Regions from separate parts of the Homo sapiens genome. Here region 2 is linked to region 1. A link is a loop called in an ENCODE intact Hi-C map of the cell type or tissue named here. Cell type or tissue: K562. All regions are shown on one strand. Each heading gives the region's core, and the rest is flanking DNA. Links, peaks and the distances in the headings are about the cores only.

Region 1 (11,886 bases), core at 1,677-9,676:
TCGAAGACCCATGGCTGCACTTACCAGCTGTGCCACCTTGGGCAAGTCACTTAAGTTCTCTAGACCTCAGTTTCCTCATCTGTAAAATGGGGATGGCAGTACTGGCAAACTTAACACACAGAGTTCTTGAGAGGATCAAATGAGGATACATGTAAAGTCCTTAGAATGGTGAGAACAGCTAACATGTATTATTTTCACTTTGCAAGGATTAATTGAGATAGCAAATTTCATGGTGGTCCCTCAGGCCAATTCTTGAAGCTTTAAACCGAATAGTTCCATTAATGTGGATAATCGATCATTTTCCTTAGACTCCCCACCTTTGGATTCCTTTCTTCTCATTGTTAAAAATTGTCCCTGTCTTTCTCTTCCTCGTCACTCTCATATCCTTGTGCTGAATAATGAATAATGTCCCTTCTTCTGAAGTATTTGCACCAATGAATATGCTTTTTTATTTGGGCTTCCACCAATGAGGTTTTATTGTAGTTTAATTCAGTCCAAAGAGCTTTTCTTAAGTATCTACCATGGGCAACTGGATCACTGAGACATTCACTGAGGTGACCGGAAGAGGACTCCAACTTAGTCATAATTTACACAGAGCCAAACTGTCTCTAGCCATCTTTATCATTTATATTTACTGATTGTTTCTTTTACTTCATTCGTGATCCACCTAGCACCAGTTTTTAGATCATTTATTCAACAATCAAGCACTTTCTGTGTGTTCAGGCACTTTGCTGGTTTCTTGGGGTACAGAGGTAAACAAACAGGCATGATCCCTGCCTTTCCAAGCATCTGAGGGGTTGGATAGTACATTTGGTTGCATGAAAGAACATTCTTTTTCTTAAGCAGTGAATTTCCCCTGCCCCACCCCCATAGGCTATGGGAAGGTCCACTGGGCGTATGGAGAGATATTTCAACACTGGGAAGGCTAGAAAGACAGCGCAATGTGAAAGTGAACTTTGCAAGCATCATCTCCACAGTGTCTCGGGATCCTCAGAGCTGCTTCTTTCTTGGGAGAAGTGGGATGGGCTTTTGCACCCTGGCCATGGACAGTGCTGATGGGTTAGAGAATGGTATCCCTCCGTGTGCTGGAATCCAATCAGATACATTAATCTCCTTGGGGGACAAATCAAATTAATCCTCTCTCCAGATGGCAGCAAAGTGACAAGAGTGCAGAGATTAAAAGAGATTGTGAGGTTATACGGTGACAGCACCATCAATCGGGTTAGGAAACCCAGCACTCTATTTTCACCAAAGGTAAATGGCACCATCTCATTTTTTGCAAGTCTGATAGGTTTGGGGTCCTGGAGAAAAGCCCATTCCTATTCACTTCCCTCAATTTGACCCTTTCAATTTCAGAATTTCTATTTCTAAGGAACTATTTTTATTTATCTGTTAAATACTATTTCTTTGTGTTTTCTTTCTCCCTTCCCTCCTTCCTCCCTTCCTCCCTCCCTCCCTCCCTCTCTCCCTCTCTCTCTTTCTCTCTTTCTTTCTTTCTTTTTTTTTTCCACAGTGTTGCTCTGTTGCCCAGGCTGGAGTGCAGTGGGCGATCTCAGCTCACCGTAACCTTTGCCTCCTGGGTTCAAGTGATCCTTGTGCCTCAGTCTCCCAAGTAGCTAGGATTACAGGCATGCACCACCACTCCTGGCTAATTTTTGTAATTTAGTAGAGATGGGGGTTTCACCATGTTGGCCAGGCTGGTCTTGAACTTCTGAACTCAAGTGATCCACGTGCCTCAGCCTCCCAAATTGCTAGGATGACAAGCATGAACCACTGCACCTGGCCTGTTAAATGCTATATTGATCTCTTTGTGCCAAAACTCTTCCCTGATGTTATCATTTTTATTTTTATTGAATTTTCTAATACATTGTGGCCTCTGGGTTCCTGGGGAAGCAGATCCCGACTCAGAGATTGGCATTGCTGCTTAAAGTGTCCTGGGGGTCTTTTCTTCTCACTGGCGTCAACGCTGTGTGGGGAAGGGGAGGCTGGCGGCAGTGCAGTCACAGTGTGTTGTGACTCAGCCCTAGCTGACTCCATGGCTCGAAACCTGGAATGGCCCTTTTGAGTTGTCCCTTTTTGGGAAGAAACTGGGCTTTTATACCCCGAAGTCAACCAGCCATTGCTGCAGGCTGCCCCAGGATGCGGGCACGACCTTGGGCAAGATGGCTTTCCTCAGCCGAGCCGCTGGGAGCTGTCAGCTTACAACCCTCCCCGGGGAGACAGCACCTTGGGTCCTGATGGAGAAATCTGGGTGGCACAGCACAGCATTCATGACAAACATTTAGCAGAGACCCTTAGGATAAGCTGCACTTGAGAAACTCTTTCTTGATGCCATCAATGACTTTTTTTTTTTTTTCCTTGAGACAGAGTCTGGCTCTGTCACCCAGGCTGGAGTGCAGTAACTTGACCTCAGCTCACTGCAACCTCCGCCTCCCGGGTTCAAGAGATTCTCCTGCCTCAGCCTCCCAAGTAGTTGGCATTATAGGCGGGCACCATCACACTCTGCTAATTTTTATAGTTTTAGTAGAGACAGCATTTCACCATATTGGCCAGGCTGGTCTCGAACTCTTGACCTCAGGTGATCCACCCGCCTCGGCCTCGCAAAGTGCTGGGATGGATTACAGGCATGAGCCACCTGCCTGGCCCATCAATGACTTCTTAATGATCTCCTCCAAAGGCATACTTAGTTATCCTTTATCTCTTAGTAGTGTTTGACAGTGGCTTTTCCATCTTTCTCAATATTTTTGCTAAAATAACATGTCTCTTCCTGATTTTCTGATGCTTTCCTCTCTTTGGCCTCTTTTCCTTTTTCTTTTTTTTTTTTTTTGAGATAGAATCTCACTCTGTTGCCCAGGCTGGAGTGCAGTGGCGTGATCTCGGCTCACCGCAATGTCCGCTTCCCAGGTTCAAGCAATTCTCCTGCCTCTGCCTCCCTAGTAGCTGGGATTACAGGCACCTGCCACTGTACCCGGCTAATTTTTGTATTTTTTTTTTTTTTTTTTTTTTTTTTTTTAGTAGAGATGGAGTTTCACCATGTTGGCCACACTGATCTTGAACTCTTCACCTTAGGTGACCCGCCTGCCTAGGCCTCCCAAAGTGCTGGGATTACAGGCATGAGCCACCATGCCCGGCCTCTTCAGCCTCTTTTCTAATCCATAACTATGGTCATGTCTCCTAAATTTCATTCTTAGAGCTCTTTTTTTTCAGCCACTTCTGTCTTAGTTATCTGTCATCTCCATGGCTTCAAAGATAGCCCCCAAAGGAAGAGGTTCCAATCCATAAGGATACCCTTGATCTCTCTTCTGAGCCCTAGTCTGACATTTCTAATCACTTGTCCACTTCAAACTCAGTATGCCTGAAATCCAACCTGCCCTGCCTCTCAAACCAATTTCCCATCCTGAATTCTCTTTTTCTCTCCTTTCTACTGTTTTCCTAATCATTACGCTTGAGATCTCATGTTCATCTTGAACCCCTTTGTATGCTTCATTTACCATCTTGTTGTCATCAAACCTTCTAAGTTAACCTTCCAGAAATACTGCCCCTTTTATTTTGTTTCCACAACTGATATGTAAGTCACTATCACACCACATCTGACCTACTGCAGTAATAATGATTTCGGAGACATTTCTTCCTTTTGAGTAGTTTTGGTAAATTACCTAACACTGATGTAAACACCTTCTACACAACATTGACACACATTTATTCCTCATACCAACCCTATAAGGAAGGTCCTATTATTAGATCCATTCTACAGGTCATAAAACTGAGGCACAGAGAAAACCAAGGCACATGCCAGAGGTCACACAGCTAGTAAATGACACCAGAATTCTGAACCCCAGCAGCCTGGCTCTAGCGCTTGTGCTCTTAACCATGAAGCTAAACTGCCTCAAGCTGGTGCTTGGCTGCTGGTGACACCACCTTTTTCATCTTCATTATTATTGCTCTTGTGTACAAGCCAGAACAATCCTTCACTGTCTCTCGTAAGTTTAATTTGAAGTGTGCCTATCTTATTTTCCCAAGTTGATTGAAAGCTCTCTGAGGGCAGAGACCAAGATATTTTATTCTTCTCTGAACCTTGTTGTAAACAGCAGGAATTTCAGTTTGGTGAAATTCATTGATTGAATTGTTTGAAATATGATGGCAGTAGCCTCCAAAATGGGCCTCTCAGATTTCACACTCGCAGTTAGTTCTTGTTGCACACAGAATGGTCTATTTAGAATGGAAAGCAAATTTAGTTAATTCTCTGTTCAAGCCTCTCCGTGGATTACTGTAAAATCCAAAATTCTTACCATGTAAGGCTCCGCATCATTGGGCTCAGCTCATTTTTAAGTTTCGGTTCATCGCTCAGCTACCGGGGCCTTCTGCACTGCTAACTGCTCCGTGCACTCCCTGACCCCCGCCCAGCTCTCACACTCGCTCCGCCCCTTTCCTGGAAGCCCCTCCTACCAATTTCTCCCTCTTCTTCATTTTATTTATTCAGTTCTTCTGTCTAAAAATACATCATCCTCCCATCACTCTTTACTTCCTCTCCCTGCTGTGCTGTGATTCATAGTTTATCTGTTAGTATCAATTTCTATGTGACATTATAGTTTATGGTTATTTGGTTTTCTTTTCCTTTTTTTTTTTGAGATGAAGTCTTGCTGTGTCGCCCAGGGTGCAATGGCGTGATCTTGGCTTACTGCAACCTCTGCCTCCTGGGGTTCAAGTGACTCTCCTGCCTCAGCCTCCCGTGTAGCTGGGACTAAAGGTGTGCACCATCACGCCCGGCTAATTTTTTGTATTTTTAGTAGAGATGGGGTTTTGCAATGCTAGCCAGTCTGGTCTCGAGCTCCTGACCCCAGGTGATCCGTCCGCCTCGGCCTCCCAAAGTGTTGGGATTACAGGTGTGAGCCACCGCGTCCGGCCATTTGAATTCTTTTTTTGCAGTGTAAACTCCAGTAAGGCAAAGACCTGTATGTTTTGTTGAACAGATTATCCCCAGAGCCTAGAACAGTGCCTGGCACAGAGCAAGCCTCAACGAATATTTGCTGCATGAATGAATGACCTGGGGGGAAAATGAGGAGTTTGAAATGATGGCCATCGGGTCCATTCAGGTCTCTTCCTCCTTCAGCCAGCAGGGGGCTCTAGGCTCTAGAATTCAGAGGCGTAGACAGGCACCTTCACAGTGGTTTACCTGAAATCCCGCCTCCTAAAGCCAGAAAAATCCGCCTCCTTTTTCCCCTCCAAGTAGGATTGTGCCAACCCAGGCAAATATTGAACCTTGTGTTAACAAAGTTTTTTTTTATAGGTGGTCCTTCAAGGATTTCTTGGTTTTGGGTTTTGAAATGTGTAAGGTTTGCTGCTAGCAACTCCACATTTTTTTATTCACTCACAAAGACACATGGTCATAAATAAAATGCATGGAACCAGCGAGACAATAGCACAGCAGTAATGTCATTTTATGTAAGTACTTAAACACCGCAAATTAAACGGCTGACTGAATGAAGCCCATCAATTATATTTTGTGTTTACATCCTTTTGAAAGGAATACATCTCTCTCTGTTTTTGTTTGTTTTATGTTTGTTTTGTTCTGACACCTTCTCAATTACCTGGCACTATAATATTTCTTGTTGCGGACAGATGTCAGAAATACATTGGTAAATATAACATCTTCTTTTGGAAAATAAAACTCCCACTCCCTACTTAAAATAGGTGGTTTTAAAATTTGTATCAACTTAGAAATTGAAAAATCCCTGCTGGAAGAAATCGCTAGTGCATTTGAATGGACTTATTGTCTCTGGTTCATTTCCTTTAGAGTAGATTCTGGCAGGAGTGCCAGACTTATTGCCAAGACAAAAAGAACTATATATTACAGCTCCTGTCCTGCCAACACTAAGTAAAGCTAGTTTGGCAACACTTAACCATTGTTGAGAAGGCCCAAGTATAGTCATAAAAACATTAATATGGCTTATATTCTGTTACTTATGTCTGTTTCTGCACAAATGGTCCTCAAATTTGTACACAGAAAATTTGCCTCCCTCATCAGGCAGCAGTTTCCTGGAAAAACCACAGTAACCTTCTGTACATGAACCAGAGTAGATGGATTCCTGTAGAGGAAGGAGCAAAGAGGAGCCCATGGGAAAGGACGGCTCACCTCTGTGGAGAAGGCTGCCTATCAGTGTTTGTAACAAATAGACCCCTCACTGCATTAGTTTCCAAACAGGGAAATCTATTTCAGTCCAGACACTTTTATTTCTTTCTGGAAAAGAAATAATTGAAATTGCCAACTCTAGGCAGGAGAGAATGCATTGTATGGCTCATAGGGACTGAAGAAGCAGATTAGAAAAGGTGTGTGCTGAGTCTGGTGACCTAACTCAGCAGCTTTTGGCTAAAGGGGTTCCTTGGAATGCAGGGCTTCCTAATTGTGTTAAAATAAAATGATACGCTTAGTCAATAGTTAATGTTTGCCCAGTGTGGGCAGACTTCCTTACAAGGTAGTGTGTGTGGGTAACAATAACATCAACAGAATAGACAGAAGTCCTGCCCTCAGAGAGCTTATGAAACTGTGCATATATTAGGTTGATGCAAAAGTAATTGCGGTTTTTGCCTTTTTTTTAAAAAAAAAAGAATGGCAAAAACCGCAATTACTTTTGCATCAACCTAATAGAATATCACACACTTGAAAGAGGCTTAAGGTCATTATGAAGCATGATACTAATGACTGTGACCCCAGACTCAACTTCTTCAGGAAGGCGTAAATCTTGATCCTGTTTTTTGTTTTGTTTTGTTTTTTTTTTTTTTTTTGAAACAGAGTCTCACTCTGTCACCCAGGCTGGAGTTCAGTGGTAAAATCTCAGCTCAATGCAACCTCTGCCTCCCAGGTTGAAGCCACTCTTGTGCCTCAGCCTCTTGAGTAGCTGTGATTACAGGTGTGCACCACCACACCCAGCTAATTTTTGTATTTTTAGTAGAGATGGGGTTTCACCATTTTGGACAGGCTGGTTTCGAACTCCTGACCTCAGGTGATCTGCCCTCCAAGGCCTCTCAAAATGCTGGGATCACAGGCATGCGCCACCACATCTGGCCCTCTTGATCCTGTTTTTAAAAACTGAAATTGGGCTGAAGCTTGGGTATATCTGGTCTCTAGAAAGCATACCAGAATTCTGTGTATTCCGAAGTATTTAGGAACATGGCAGCCCTCCTGAGCACAAAGGCACTGCTCCCCAAGTGAGATCCGGAGGGGCGAGTGTACGTTTGGTCTCTGTATTTTAATAGGTATTAAACAGCCATTCACTCATTTTCCAAGGTGTTTACTGAGTACTTAGTATATACGAGCCAAAATGCGAGGGCCCTCGAGTTACTTCTGATTGAAAAGAGGATATGACGTGTACATAAACTGCTAAAATTGAATGGACACAGGGATGAGGGTCTCGAGGGAGGCATGTATAAATGGTGAGGAGTTTGGGGAGGGTGGATGACTCATAGATGAGAAGCCTGGGGAGGTTGTCAACGGCGGGTGCATCTTTTTTTTTTGAGGTGGAGTCTCGCTCTGTCACCCAGGCTGGAGTGCAGCGGTACGATCTCAGCTTACTGCAACCTCTGCCTCTCGGGTTCAAGCGATTCTCCTGCCTCAGCCTCCCAAGTAGCTGGGATTACAGGCTCCCGCCACCACGCCCAGCTAATTTTCATATTTTTAGTAGAGACAGGGTTTCACTGTGTTGGCCAGGCTGGTCTCGAACTCCTGACCTCGTGATCTGTCTGCCTTGGCCCCTCAAAGTGCTGGGATTACAAGTGTGAGCCACTGCTCCTGGCCAGCAGGTGCTTCTTATAGGACAAATAGGACTTGACCGCTTTGGAGATGGGCATGAGCCTGGGCCAAGTCCAAAGCTGTAACAGGCTGTGAAGCTTTGTTCCCTTGTCTTTGAGTATCAGATGCCCAGCTAGAACTCCATATTAATAAATTAAACACAGGAGATCGGTTGAACCTTCAGTCAAGCATCTTCCCACATTCCTAATCCTCTGCCTATCTAACTTCAGGAATATTTCTTCACATTATTTTAGTTGAAGGGCTCAAAACTTATTTCTTCTAGTAGGAACTGGTGAATAAATGGTGTCTATTTCCGAGATTCTTTTGTATCCTCCTTATAGACCATGACCACTCATGCTCACATGATCACCGGCCTTTCCCCAGATGCAGCATGGCCCTGTTGTGAACGGAATGATTGTGAACGGAATGATGGCCAAGGAGCTTTATGCTTCTGCACCGCCAGCTCACACGATGGTCCGTGTATTGCCCCGTGGAAAACCGGGGGTGGAAAGCTGTCTCCACGTTCTGCTGCCGAAGCAGCAAGCTGATTCACACATCTTGAAGGCACAGTGGAACATGGAAGGGTGCATATGAGACTTGATTTTGAGGATGAAACTTCCTGTCTGAATCGCTAAGTCTCCCAGCAGGGGTGTTAATGTCCCTGTGAGATGCAGGCTTCCCACAGACACACCCAGGTTGCGAGTGGGTTCAACATGGTCACAGGAGCTTCAAATGGTAAGATGGCAAGATCTGGTAGCATACTGAGACCACCAACCAGGAATGGAGGCTTGCTCCCAAGTAACTAAACATGGACTTGTCTCTGACACGGAAACAATGTGAAACACAGAAGGCTTTTGAGACTCAGAGGCACTCCAACAATGATACTTGAAAACCAGAACAGAGTTTGACACAGATGGATGCTTTCCAAATGTCATGTCATTTTTTCATATGTCAAGGGCGACCCAATGTTTGCTTCCTGTTCCCTAGGTGGGTTTTCCATGGGGACTGCTTCTAACCCCCAATCCCCACACACTCCACCTGGGCTGAAACTGCTGCCTCTTTTCCAATATATAGAAAGAAATGTGGCTCCACCCTGCATTTCCGTAAGACTCAGCTAGTTACAAATTTAGAACCTTGGAAACAATGATAAAACATTCTTCAAGAGAAAATAATCTCCAGGTTTTGTTTCATTATCTGTGAGACTATTCAGTGCTACATCTGCTGAAGGGCATAAAATCCATATTTTTGTTTTAAAAATGGGTCTACTTTGATGCAGCACCCAAATTTAATTACTCTTAAAGCTTTTTAGGATCCCAGATGAAAGATGCTACTGCAGTGTAAAGTTCTAATATTATTTATTTCCCTAGTCATCAACATTAGTTGGTTTCTCCTTTCTTGAAACCTATTTATCATTTGTATAAATATAGTATTTGGGGAGCTTCCTGCATTAGATCATCTCCTGTCGTTTCAGTGCCCTTGATGTTCATTACGCTTTCCTGGTGAGGCTTGCTGAGACATTAATGCAGTGACCTCTCCCATTTTAATATTGCTAGAAGGGCTTTAATGTTACTTATTGCTATTGAGATGAGATTTGACAATTATTTTTCTTGTTTTTGCCTCATGTAAAATACAATCTTCTTTCCTATAAGGGTGACCAGACTTTTCTCCCGATGTCAATACTGTCATTCACAAACATTTGTTCTTTCCTCCTATAACGCTAAACATTGACTAGGTTCTGGGGCTGCCAAGCAATTCTGGGGCTCTTAACCTTCTTCAAAAGCCAGCTCAGATTGTGTCTCCTCTGAGAAGTCACATCTGGCATGTCTTCCCCAGCCACCCACCTTGCCTAGTATAGTGGACAGTCTCTAAGGCACTCCCATGACCCTGTCTCCTGGCATTCACCCTTCATCTCCTCCCCTTAAGTGTAAGCAGCATGTGTGACTTGCTTCACATTAATAAAACATGGCAAAGGAGATATCACTTCCATGGTTACATTACATAAGACTCTAATATCTATCTTGCTGAGGAACTCCCTTGCTGGCTTTGATGAGCAAGCAGTCATGTTGGGGAGGCCCACGTGGCAGGGAACTTGACACCAGCAAGAAGAAACTGAGGCTCTCAGTCCACCACCAACAAGGAATTAAATGCATCCAACAACCTTGTAAGCTTAGAAGCAGATTCTTCCACAGTTAAGCCTTCAGATAAGGACCCAGCCCTGGCCAATACCTTGATTGAAGCCTTACAGAGGACCCAGCTACATGGATACCTACCCCCCGTGGATACCTACTCCCCGTGGGTACCTGCAACTGTGGATAGTACTGTACCCCGCATATACTATGCTTTTTTGACCTGATAACCGAGACAGCTACTAAGTGCCTAGCAGATGGGAAGTATATATGGTGTGGATACACTGGAAAAAGGAATGATGCATGTCCTGGGCAGGAGGCAGCGGCATGGTGCAAGATTTCATTATGCTATTCAGCATGATGCATAATTTAAAACTTATGAATTATTTCTGAAATATTCCATTTAATATTTTTGAACCACAGTTGACTATGAGTAACTGAAACCATGGAAAGTAAAACTGTGGATAAGTAAAACTGTATTGGTTTAACCTGCTAAGTTTGTGGTAATATTGTTATACAGCAATATAAAACTAATATATGTAGCTAATTTCTGCCTTTTCTATGGGCTCTATGTATATTGTGTATAGCTCAGTTACTGTATTTAGATTGTACTATAATCTTTTTTTGCATGTTCAGACTTCCCATATACAATGAGGACCATAATAATAACTATTGAAGCGGAGTAGAGAGGTACATAGAATCTCTCAAATATGCAAAAAGAAAAAGGTAGTTTGCTTTTATTTTCTCTAACTACTCTCATCTTAGTCTCAAGGCCCCATTTTCATGAGGGCTGTGTGTGTGGGGAGGAGCTGTTTCTCTTCTTTGAAAGCCTTTCTCTTATCCTTTCTCTAGAGGCATAGGGAAGGTTTACCCATCCTCATGGCAGTAGGGGAGGATGGCTGGTTCAGGTGATGGTCCTTGTGCTGTTGTCTGTGTTCATGCTGACCTCCTCAGAATTGTGAATTAATCATCTCATTTCCAGGCATCCTGCTGGCATCTGCTGTTGAAGGCTGCAGCTGACATAACTCATGGCCTATCCTTTGGCCTGATCAGGAGCTGGTAGGCTTCTTTTCGCTGATTGAGCTCCACATTGACCCTTGCTGGCTGTGCAGATGCTCTAATCCTCTTCCATATTCTCCATCCAATTCTGGCCTGGAATGTCCATTCTGTGGTCTCTGCTACGGATCACTTTCACACTAGCCTTGCCAGCCATATGGCAGTTCTCTTGGCCCTCAGTGGTCAACTAGCTTCTGTGTCACTCAGTGGGAGAGCCCACTGGACCATCTGAATCCCCTTCATTCTACAAAGGAACTGGGAGAGACGTGGAACACTTTGTGTCACATCTTGACAAAGGAATACCCTGTGAGATGGTCTTGTTCCACAGTTTCAGAGAAGTGGCACAAGCCCCATTCACTTTCAGCTTCTCTCTTATTTTGGATTATGTTCTTCTGGCCAGTGTAAGGCCCAAGGTGGAGGCAGTGCTTAGTCTCTGAGAGACTCAGGTAGCGTCTTCTCTTTGCCTCCTTCTCTGCAAATCTCTCTCTATTACCACCACTTCTCCTGGAAGGGCTTCAGATTCCTCATTCTCCCTGGTGGGAACTCACCCTTACGTCATTTCCTTCTGCTTTCTTTCCCTACCCTAGACGGGACTTGCCCTTTCTTCCCTGGGACACTAAGCCTCATGGCTTAGCCTTGATGATATGCAGGCTTCAGGAAAAAAATTGCTTAACAATTAAGAGAGATGCATCAGAAGTGAATTGAAAAATATTTTCTTTAAAAAATTATGTCATAAAGGAAAAGATGAATATATTTTACTCCACTGACTTTAAGAACTTATGTTCATCAAAAGATTCCATAAAGAGATTGAAAAGACGGGCCCCAAATTGGGAAAAGGTACTTGCACATGTATAGCTGACAAAAGGTTAGTTTCCAGAATACACAGAGTATGCCTTAGAATAGAGCCGAAAAAGACAA
Region 2 (11,886 bases), core at 2,298-10,297, 440 kb before region 1:
CCACGCCCGGCTAATTTTTTTGTATTTTTAGTAGAGACAGTGTTTCACCGTGTTAGCCAGGATGGTCTCGATCTCCTGACCTCGTGATCCGCCCACCTCGGCCTCCCAAAGTGCTGGGATTACAGGCGTGAGCCACCGCGCCCGGCCGATTAACTTTATCTTAATAAGATAAAATGTCGTGAACTTGTATGTGATCAATTAATGTAAGTTATTATTATTATTATCATTATTATTATTAGAGGGGGAGCCAGAGAATGAGGAGCCCAGTTTATGATGAGAATTAGAACAAGGCTCTGCCACCATGCTGACCGCAGCAGGGGGCGCCTTCTTCCCCCTGCTGCTCAGGGAGGGAGTGCCAGCCAAGTTTCACCCATGTGACCACACTTCCATCCAAAACAATTTGAATTAATTTTGTGCATGAAATTTGGTGGGATGCAATGCCAAATGTTTAACTGAAATCAAGATGCAAACTTCCCTTCATTTACTCATTTTGTAAATGCTGTCAAAAATAAAATAAAAGCCATTAAGCTTGTCTGGCAACATTTGTCCTTTGTGCACCACGCTATTCGTCGTCACTGCCTCCCTTATCCTCTGTCTGCATGCCCCCCTCCTGCTCTCCTATATTTGTTCTGGTATATTTACAGTCCCTGGGCAGGCCCAGCACACTGTCAGCTCTACTGACTTTGCCAAGTCTAAGATCCCTTTTAGGGACTTATTTTATTTAAAGAGCACCCCATTAATGGGTTTAATGGCCTTTCAATCACTTAGTATGCATTGTCAATGAGGGAGAATCGATTTTCTGAGAATTCCTGTTCTGGGAGGAAAATAAACAGCCCTTCCTTCCCATTGCAATTTGGCCAATGAGCAGATGATGTAGAACTCAGCTCTATCCCAGACTCACAGAGCTTTTCTTGCAGCGGGCCTGCGAGTGTGCAGGCTCACCCAGCACCACACTGAGTAAAACTCACTCCTTTCTTTCTGTGTTGCTGTCTCCTTTTAAATTGTGACTTGCCAGGTTGTGGGGACACCCCGCATATGCTGCAAATGAACTTTGAATGAGCTCGACTGTTGCTCTCACAAGACTCACTTCTGGGTTTGTGCCACCCTCTTTGGTCAAGAATCAAACCATTACCCATGGAGATGTATTAGATCCTTCTGGTTCACAGTAATGGGTGGGAAAGAATGGCTGGCATTCCGAGACTCCCCCTACCTCATACACCCATCCCAGACATGAACATTTTTTGGAACACCATGGTCTTGAGTTCCAGAACCTTGAAGAAGTGATCAAACACATATCCTCTCTCTGAGGTAACCTCTAATTCCATCAATATCTGTTGATGACCTCCTCTGTAAAAGACATTATTCTTGGCACCATGAGAGATGCATTCAGGGGACACATGAAGGGTAAAGGCAGTCTCAGACAAAACACAGGGTTGTCTCCTCCAAGTTAGGATCTCTATTAGGTGGTGTTCAGCAAAACTCTCTCCCCCTCCTGTTCTTCCCACCCCTTCCCTCCTCCCCACTCTCTTCAACCCTTTCCCAATAATCCTGCACTAACCCTGCCGCCCGCCCACCATTCTCAATACCAACAGCTACATTTTATGGGCACTGACCGTGTGTCAGAGTTCCTGTCTGAGCACTTGACAAGCACGGTGGTCCTCACCACAACTCCGCAGAAGGGCTATTGTCATTGCGATCCCTATTTCACAGAGAAGGAAGCCGCATTGGAGGGAGGTCAGATCATTTACTGGAAAACCAGGTCCGTCTTACTTGACCTTTTCTCTTAAACTTTATGCTGACTTTGTCCTTTTCTTGCTCTTTTGGATGTATTTGGCTCTCCAGGGAGCCCTCACCAGCAGGTACCCACTACCCTAAGGTATGCGAAGCAAATTTGTTTATATCCAGCTATTTATAATAATAACAGTAATAGCTAGCACCTATGAAGGGCCCATCCTGTGCCAAATGCTTCATAGATTTTTTTTTTTTTTTTTTTACTTAATGCTCACAAAACCACCCCCAAGAAATGGAGAAAAGGACACCATGAGGTTAAGTGACTTGCTCAAGGTCTCACAATTATTCAGTAATAATAATGGTGAAATTGCTAGCATTGATTGAAGGCTTATATGTCAAGCACTGGGCTAAGGTTTTTATATCTATGTATTTTTAACTTCTAACAAGGTAAGTATTATTATTTAGAGCTTACAGATGAGGAAACTGAGGCTCAGAGATTTAAAGTAACTTGCCCAAGGTTATCCAGCCTGTAAGTGGTAGAGCCAGCATTTAAAACCAGGCAGGTTGATGCTTGTGCTTGTAATAACATGGACATGGTCACACCCCAAAGCCCATGTTATTCATATTGCACTGAAGCTACTTCTGTCCTCCCTCCCTTAAAGCCCCTCAGAAAATGGCCCATGAGTTTCCCCAAAGCAATAGTTGAACAGAAACCAGGGAGATTTCAGGTTTTGCAGCAGGGCTGTCTCTTAACAAGCTCCTGCCCTGCACTGGAATTGCATTTGCATTTGTCCTTCTGCAGTAGTTTCCAATTCCCAAGCAGAACACAATTTAACTGTAAAATTTGCCTTAACTAGGCAGCTGTCTGCTGCAGTCAGGCACCAGGCTCAGGTGCGACTCCCTGTAGGCTCTCCTGAATCAGTGTGCCAGCCTCTGTAAAGCAATGTAAAGTCACCTTCGAGAAATTAGATGCCACTTGGAAGAGGCGTATGCTGCCATGCCCATTTGTTGTCAGTTTGGAACAGTGCAGGGGGTGCCAATCATGACTCAATTACTCCCAGGATTTCTATCCTGAAAGCTTCTCTGTCATTTATGAGAACTGGCACAGGGCAGACTACCAACTGTCCTGAACCAGGGCTGTTTCTTGGGACAGCGTCTTGGAGGGGAAAGGTTATAGATTTACTTGGCTTCCCTTCACCACAATGTCAAGAGGACATCAAAACAAGGGATCCCGGCTGGGCACAGTGTTCACACCTATAATCTCAACACTTTGGGAGGCCTAGGCAGGAGGATCATTTGAGGCCAGGAGTTCAAGACCAGCCTGGGCAACATAGCAAGATTCTATTAAAGTAGCATCATTGTCTAGGTTAAATACCCAAGGTTTGTTGTCTCACGCCAAGGGAATCGAGGATGCAGACACACAAGAAGTGAGTTTAAGAGCAGAGGTTTAATAGGCGAAAGAAAGAGAAAAGAGAAAAGCTCTCTCTCCTGCAGAGACAGGAGGCACCTGAGTGGGTCTTCCGGTTTTGTGGTAAAATGCACAGGGTTTTATAGATGAGCTTGAGGAGGCAGTGTCTGATTTACACAGGGCTCAAGAGATTGGTCAGACCAAGTGTGACACTTGCGTAGTGCACGAAGAGGCCAGCCATCCCACCCTAATCTTTTATTATACAGATGGGGTCTCTACCTGGCTGGTGCCATGTTGCCTGCTCCTTACTGTACACTTGGTTGACAAAGAAAAGGGAAGCTAGAGCCACCATGTTGAACATTCCTGGCCCCCAGGTAGCCTTTTCCTATTGGCAGAGCTGCCAGCATTTACTGGTGCAAGCTTCCAGCTTGCTTATCTATGTCTGCAGCTTGAGGTTACAGGCTGCTCTTTGTTAGAAAAGAAATGATTTGAGGGCTGCTAGTCATTAAAAGGAAAACATTACTGAGGACTTCCTAACCCTTTCTATCTGCCTAAACAATTTCTTTTTAACTTCTATATCACTATCTCTACCAAAAAAAAAAAAAAAGACAAAAAAAATGAGAGATCCCAACATCCCACCATCCAATAGTTTGGGGATACAAATGCTATTCAGCAAATATCATCTGAGCTTCTACTATATTTACGACATTATGCTAGGGGGTACAAAGGTCAATCAAAAGCACAATCTCATCCTGACACGACCCCACAATTTAGGCACCTTAGAAAGGTCTAACCAATGAAACTCAAAGACATCTGCTTAGAGGCTTTAATTGAAACAGAGGAAGCAGACGAGACTATTGGAAGAAAGACTATACAAAATAGGAAATAAGAGAAAAACACCCAGAAGTGAACTTCTGCAGAGACCTAAATCTGTGGGGCAGAGGAAGTGGCAAAGATGTCCTAGAAAAGGAGAAAGGGAAAAGGGTGACAGCACAAAATCCCAGGAAGTACAGGGTGACACAGGAAAGAAACATGTCCATAGTGTCCAGAGCAACAGAGACGATGATCCAGGAGAAAAGGCCGGGGACGCAGCTACAGGGAGGGCGCTGACAGCCCTCAGGCAACAGTGTTGGGAAAAGGCGACCAGCAGCTGGCCCAAGGTCAAGGAGACAGGTAGCTGGTGATAGTACTCTTTTAAAACGTTTACTAATGAAAGGAAGGAGGGGTTGAGGTCGGTAAGGTGATTGGGGAGCAGGCCTAAGGCATGTGTTTTGAAGGAAGGGGCGATCCAAACATGCTTGCAGGTCCCGGAAAGGAGAGCTGGAAGATCCAAGGGGAGCATGCGTTCCTGATAGAGCGAGACTTTAGGGCAGCAGGAGGGACCAAGGGCACAGGGAGATGAACTCACAATGGAAGTAGAGAGATTCTTCAGAGACAGGAGCTCAGAACAGGCAAAGAGCTGGAGATGGAGAAGAGGATGCGAAGGAACTTACAGCGGGTGCCCTTGACTTTGCCATAATTTCAAAAATGATCTCCAAAAGAGTGATTGTCCTGTCACCATCATGTGGGGACTGCCCTAAAACGATCGTCTTCTGAAAGATGCTAAAGGAAATGGGGAAAGAGTCACTATATCCATTTTTCATCAAGCTAATTTTCATCTTTTTCTTTCTCATTGGTTATCTTAAAAATTACATTTGTCGTTGCAGTTGATTTCATTCCTCACCCTTCCCGCCCTTAGGACTGTCTTATAACCTTTACCTTCAGGATTTGCTTCCTATCATTACCATCAGCTCCAGAGCCCGCAGGGGCTGGTTATCCAGTCTGAAGATCACCTGGGTCTTTCTCTTCCTATCCCTGACTCCCTGCACCTTAGCCATTCCACTGCTCAGCCTTCCCTCCACCAGAGATGCGCAGTGGAAGCACAAAAAGCTAAAACTAAAACTAGTCCATTTCATTACTTATTTGGGCATCTACCCAAGTATTTTGAAGCTATTAGCTCAAATGAGCTTGGGGGTCCACAGTTATTTCATTCTCCCTGAACGGAACCACCACCCATGATTACTCCTAGTCAGAAAGACAGAAATGTCTAGGTGAGAAAAGAAGACATGCCGAGTGCCAGTCCCACTGGCAGAGGTCTAAATGAATATACCTCTTGCTTTTGACCATCTCCTTGCCCTTTACTCTGCATCTCACTTTCTCATCAGGGATGCCTAATTTGAAATTCCAGATGCAGCATTTTCAGGTTGGAAGCACTAAGCGTTGGTGTTGCCAATATTAACGGATCAGTGGTTCTTGCGGTCCCTGAAATGTGATTCTCAGAGTATTCATTGGCATTATGGTTAGGACAGCCTCTGATGCTTCAGATTCTCCCTGTCTCATTGACAGTGGAGCACAGGACATGATCTAATGGTGCCTGTTTTCTGTGACTTCTCACTCAACTTTGAGAGGTGTGTATTTTTAAAAGGTTCCAATAGGTTGTGATATTGTACTATAGGTTTGTGAGATGTTACCACTGGGGGAAGGTGAGTAAAAAGTATACGGGATATCTCTGTATTATTTCTTACAACTCTATATACATTTATAAGTACCTCAAAATAAAAAGTGTAATTTTAAAAGTCTCCTGGCGAAGGTAGAAATGAAGTGTTATTGTTCTCAATGCGTATAGAACTTCTATTTGGAACGATGAAAACATTCTGGAGAGCTGTTGTACAATAATGTGAATATACTTAACACTGCTGAACTACACTCAAAAACGGCTGAGATGATCAATTTTATGCTATGTGTTTTTTATTACAGTTAAAATTTTTAAAAATATATTTTTAAGGCTTCAAGGTCTTGCTATGAGAAGAACAACTAAACCTAACAATGATTTTTCATATACTCAACACAGCCACTAAAATGGCTACAATTTAAAAGACTGACCACACCAAATGTTGGCAAGGATGTGAAGGAAGTGGAACTCCCATATGCTGCTGGTGAGATATACAACCACTGTGGAAAACAGCTTGGCAATTTCTTATAAAATTATACATACACTTACAATATGATCCAGAAATTCCACTTGCAGGTATTTATTCAGGAGAAATGAAAACATATGTCTGCAAATAAGACTTGAACTTGGCACCTTTATTCAAAACAGCCCCAAACTGGAAATAGCCCAAATGTTCAACTGGTCAATGGATAAACAAATGATGATATATACAATGAAATACCACAGTGCGATACAATGCTAAAAACTACTGATAAATACAACATGAATGAATTTCGAAAACATTATGCTAAGTGAAAAAAATTTAGACATAGGAGCATATATTGTGCAATTCCATGTATTTGAAATCTGAACACAGACAACACTCGTCTATATGACGGGGAGCAGACCTGTGGTTGCCTGGGGCATGGGGAATCAAGAGTGGGGACTGACTACAAAAATCACAAAGGAACTTTTTGGGTTGATAGAAATATTTGATATCCTGATTGCGATAGTGATGGTTACTTAGGTGTATGTGTCTGTATATGCATTAGTCTGTTTTCATACTGCTATAAAGAACTGTCCGAGACTGGGTAATTTATAAAGGAAAGAGGTTTAATTGACTCACAGTTCCGCAGGACTGGGGAGGCCTCAGGAAACTTTCAATCGTGTAAGAAAGCGAAGGGGAAGCAAGACCCCTTCTTCACATGGTGGCAGGAAGGAAAATTAACGCAGGAAGAACTAGTAAACACATAAACCATCAGATCTCGTGAGAACTCACTCACTATCACGAGAACAACATCGGGGAAACTGCCCCCATGATTCAATTACTTCCACCTGGTCTCTCTCTTGACACGTGGGGATTATGATGATTATGGGGATTATAATTCAAGATGAGATTTTGGGTGGGGACACAGCCAAGCCATATCAGTATGTTTTATTTTTTTTTAATTATACCTCAGTCAAATTGATTGAGAAGAAAGAGAAGTCTCCAAGAGTCTCTAACCGATCAGAAAAATAAAATAAAGCCTAGCTAAGATTTTTTTATTCTCAATAGTTTAACTTCTTAAATGCATCTTCAAAAATTATCAGGTACCTGAGTCAACAGACTGTCTTAGATCTGCCAGTAGAGGGAACTCTTTCTCAAATCTCAAGGGGCCCAGAATAGCCAAAACATCCAGAAAAATGAAGAACAAAGTTGAAGGTCTCACACTTCCTGATTTCAAAACTTGCTATAAAGCTACCGTAATCAAAACAGAGTGGTCCTGGCATAAAGACAGACTCATAGACCAATGAAATCAGAAATAAACCTTAATATATAGGGTCAAATGATTTTCAACTAGGATGCCAAGACCACTCAATGGAGAAAAGACAGTCTTTTTTTCAATAAATAGTGCTGGGAAAACTGGATATCCACATGCAAAAGGATGAAGTTGTACCATTACCTTACATCATAAACAAAAATTAACTCAAAGTCATCAATGACCTAAACATAAGAGCTAAAACTATAAAACTCTTAGAAGAAAGGGGCAAAATTTCATGACATTGAATTTTGCAATGATTTCTTGGAATTAACACCAAAACACAGGCAATACAAGAAAAAATAGGTAAACTAGACTTCATCAAAATTAAAATATTTTGTGCATGAAAGGACATAGTCAAGGCAACACACAGAATAGGAAAAAAAATCAAATTATCTATTTGGTAAAGGATTAATATCCAGAATAAAGAACTCCCACAACCCAGCAACAACCTCCATTTAAAAATGGGCAAAGAACAATGGTTCCCAGAGGCTAAGGGGAAGCGGGAATGAGGAGTTATTGTTTAATGAGTAGAGTTTCAGTTTGGGATGACGAAGAAGGCTGGAGGTGGATGGTGTTGATGGTTGCATGACAGTGTGAATGTATTCAATGCCACAATGTATTCAACGCCACTTACACTTAAAAATAGTAAAATAGTAAATTTTATGTTACATATATTTTACCACAGTAAAAAACCTAAAAAAAATAAAATTAATTAGAAACATGAAACAGAGTACTTATTATGTGCCACTTTTCACATATTACTTGAGTTGATCCTCTCAACAATCCTATGAAGCAGTCACTTTTATCATCATCCCCATTTTATGGATGAGAAATGGAGGCTCAGAGAGGTCAAGTGCTTTGCCTTTGGAAATGAAGACAACGAGTGGTAGAGCCCAGAAAGTCAGGCTCCGGGCTCAGTCCCTGTAACCTGTACCCCACACATCTTCCTTGCTGGCTAGCAGATGATGAACATGACCTGTGTTTGGGTGGGGTGAGGCAAATCAAGGAGAGGCTGGGACCAGGCCTCCTCCCAGCCACTGGCCTTAATTGCAGGCTTTTGACTCAGCACTTATGCCGAACAGATCAGGTGTGCCCTGTGCCAGGGCCTTCTGACTTTTACTGCTGGTGGCAGAGCATGTGAAAGAGGTGTAGCCCCAGACACCTTCACTGTCAACACAAAGGGACTCATGGTCGGCCTCCCTAATGGGAAGGAAGAGGTTTCTTTAAACATTCTCCAAGAAAAGGCCTGAGGGATCATGTGCCCTTCCAAGATGTCTGGTGATTACCTGATCCCTCATTCAGCTACAAATCCATTGAAGTTTAAAGAAAAATGTAATAAGTAATTCTGTAGGGTGAATCATTCACTAAAATACCTGCACAATCTGGATTTGGGGAAAATTCTTGGATTGGAGATTTGAAAATGTTAATGTTTTACCAATGTGTATGGTGGTTTTCCATATATTATTTATTATTAGTATCCTGGTTTTTGATATAATAGTATATTGAATTAATCAGTATTAATTCACAGTATTATGCCTTTAATATATTAATATATTTTTATTTTCTGTAATCTTTCTCTCTTTCTGGCTGTAAAAGAGAATAGTGTCAACACAAGGGCTCTATATTATTAATTTTTTTTTTTTTGAGATGAAGTCTGGTTCTGTCACCTAGGCTGGAGTGCAGTGGCATGATCTGGGCTCAAAGCAACCTCCACCTCTCAGGTTCAAGTGATTCTCTTGCCTCAGCCTCCCGAGCAGCTGGGATTACAGGCACCCACCACCATGCCTGGCTAATTTTTTGTATTTTTAGTAGAGATGGGGTTTCACCATGTTTGTCAGGGCGTTCTCAAACTCCTGACCTCAAGGGATCCACCCGCCTTGGCCTCTCAAAGTGCTGGGATTACAGGTGTGAGCCACTGTGCCCAGTATTATTAATATTTATTGAGAGCTTACTACATGCAAGCTCTTTACATGTATTAGTTCATTCTCACACCACCATTTTTACCTAACCTCTATGTGTTTATGAGAAAACACATAGAGCCTAAATAACCTATCCAATATCAAGCAGCAAGTATGGGGACAGCTGAGGGTCCCACCCTGCTGTCTGGTCCAGATCCTTGCTGTAAGCCAGCCTCATGACCTCAGGACATCCCCTCTTCACTCTTTGGGGCCCCTTTTCCTTATCTGTGAAATGAGAGAATTGGATCAGACATGTAAGATTTTCTTCCAGCTCAAATATGTCTATTTCCTTATTTCTGCACGCAAATGATCCTCCACCAGGCCCTCCCAGGTGTATCCACCAGCACTCCCCTGCTGGATTCTGGGTGCCATCCACGCCATGGACCTGGGAAAGAGAGTTGGGCCTGGCTGAAACTGACCGTGCCCCAGAGCAGGGGCCTGAATTGCAGGCCTTTGACTCAGCACTCGCTTACGCCGGACAGATCACGTGTCCTGGTGCTAGGTCCTTCTCCCGACTTTTACTGCTGGTGGCAGAGCACTTGAAAGAGTGCTATCATTCTTTTGTCTGCCCCAAACAGCCTTTACTCTTCAACTGCACTCACCCCTCTACCTACCTAAATATTTCAACTGTCTTAACAAAATCTACCCACCCTCTGAAATGACCCAATTAAAGAAAGCAACGGATAAAATACTCAAGTTGATATTCTCATTACACTTCCCTCTTTCATCTCCTGGAATCACAGAATTTCTTCTCACTTGTGAATTTCCTAACAAGTCTAGGCAGTGGTGTGCTGGTAAATGTTTAACACTTAGTTCCCGGGAAAAAAGAAAGCTCTCTAATATGAATCATTTTCTCAGTTATTTAGTTTAAATATTCCCACCATGGCTGATGTCAAGCTACCAAGGCAAAGTCACTGAACACAAAGTTGAAAAGAGACGCAAGTAGGAGCTGGTGCCAGCATACCACTGAGTCTGTTTCATAGAATTACGTCCTCTGAAAGCCTATAGCCTAAAGCATTGCTCATTCATTTGTTCTTTAATTCATTCAATGAACTTCTTAAAAATAATAGGAATTGAACTGATACTTATTAAAATAGTTATTACAAATCAAAAGCCCTATTGGGCTTATTAGAAAGCATTATTTTTCCAGTACTTCCCCCAGAGGTTCCTTAGAACAAGAGAGGTGGAAGGGTGGTTCTTCTACTTTCAAATAATTGACTTACCCAAATTAGATGAGATTATTTTCTTCTCTTGGATTAGCAATTCTCATTAACATCCTAAACATTGGGGAAGGTGACATCAGAATATTCTGCTTTGACTGATATAAAGTCCAACCTGCTTTATTGTTGAAAGTTTACAAACCCAATGCAAAAAAACAGTCACTTCTGGAAAATGCTTACCTAGACATATGCTTGCTATAATTCTTTTTCTCTACATTGTTATATTCAAGATAGATGTGGTATGTGAAGAGTATGAACTCTGGAGCCTGAATGCCTGGATTCTAATCACAGTTCCACCACTTAGTAGCTATGTGATCTTGGGCAAATTACTTAACCTCTCCATGTTTCAGTTTTCTCACTATAAAACAGGATTCATAATAACAGTAGTAGCTGTTGTGAGAGCTGAGTAAATATACATACATATATTTGTATGTTTGTATATAGCATATAGAAAATTCCATGTAACTGTTAGCAGTTATGTGTCATCAGACATGATCAGCGTTTCTCAAATGTTGTCTAGGCATCTTTCTAACAAGACGGTGCAGTCCTTGAAGTCTTTCTGCAGTCCCTCCACAGTGCCTAGCGTATAGCATGACTTTAGTAAATTCCTATTGAATAAATAAAGTAATTAATTTATTAAATGCAACTGATCAATGCAAAACATCCTTGCCACAAAATATCCTTGCCACAAAAAATAAACCATCTGCTCTGTTATCAGGATCTTAGGCACACTTTATGTCTCCATAACCCCTCCAAATGTAGGGAAGGTGATCAAGAATAAGGGCATGGCTGGGCACAGCGGCTCACGCCTGTAATCCCAGCACTTTGGGAGGCTGAGATGGGTGGATCTCTTGAAGCCAGGAGTTCAACACCAGCCTGGTCAACATGGTGAAACCCCATCTCTACCAAAAAATACAAAAATTAGCCAGGCATGGTGGTGCACGCCTGTGGTCCCACTACTCGGGAGGCTGAGGAACAAAAATCTCTTGAACCCGGGAGGCAGAGATCATGCCATTGTATTCCAGCCTGGGTGACAGAGTGAGACCCTGTCTCAAAAAAAAAAAAAAAAAAAGAAAGAAAGAAAGAAAAAGAATAAGGGCATGGAGTAATTTTCAGAGCTGTTAACATGTATTTATGTTCAAGAATGTTTATTTTATATAAGCAAGAAAAAATGAAAGCAACCTAAATGTTCATCAACAAGGAAAAGGTAATAAATTTTGATGTAACCATTAGATATTTATGTTTTCAGGAAGTATTTATTAACATGAAAAAAGTCCTAATTGTAATAAGTGAAAAA

Evidence for each region. Hi-C counts contacts between places; a loop is a spot of excess contacts. Peaks named below come from ENCODE experiments on the same cell type or tissue, not always from the same donor. Only the 100,000 strongest peaks of a DNase experiment are listed, where the experiment ranks them.
Region 2: it touches region 1 in a loop (3-fold over the local background); 2 of 110 quality-filtered maps call a loop at or near these places.

Annotation. Positions count from the first base shown.
Region 1 is chr7:26,055,099-26,066,984 of GRCh38, reverse strand. LOC105375199 (a long non-coding RNA gene) reads left to right here. Exons shown (of 7, transcript XR_927114.3): 3 at 5,288-5,442; 4 at 8,171-8,521. Among named protein-coding and RNA genes, the nearest start is that of NFE2L3, 91 kb to the left of the region's middle. In K562, for the core only: a CTCF peak has its summit at 5,114 (motif pointing right); a DNase peak (open chromatin) is centred at 5,104; H3K27me3 peaks cover 2,323 bases.
Region 2 is chr7:26,496,307-26,508,192 of GRCh38, reverse strand. The region is part of intron 4 of LINC02981 (long intergenic non-protein coding RNA 2981); the gene reads right to left. Among named protein-coding and RNA genes, the nearest start is that of KIAA0087, 37 kb to the left of the region's middle. In K562, for the core only: a CTCF peak has its summit at 7,235 (motif pointing right); DNase peaks (open chromatin) are centred at 7,232 and 9,842; H3K27me3 peaks cover 1,638 bases.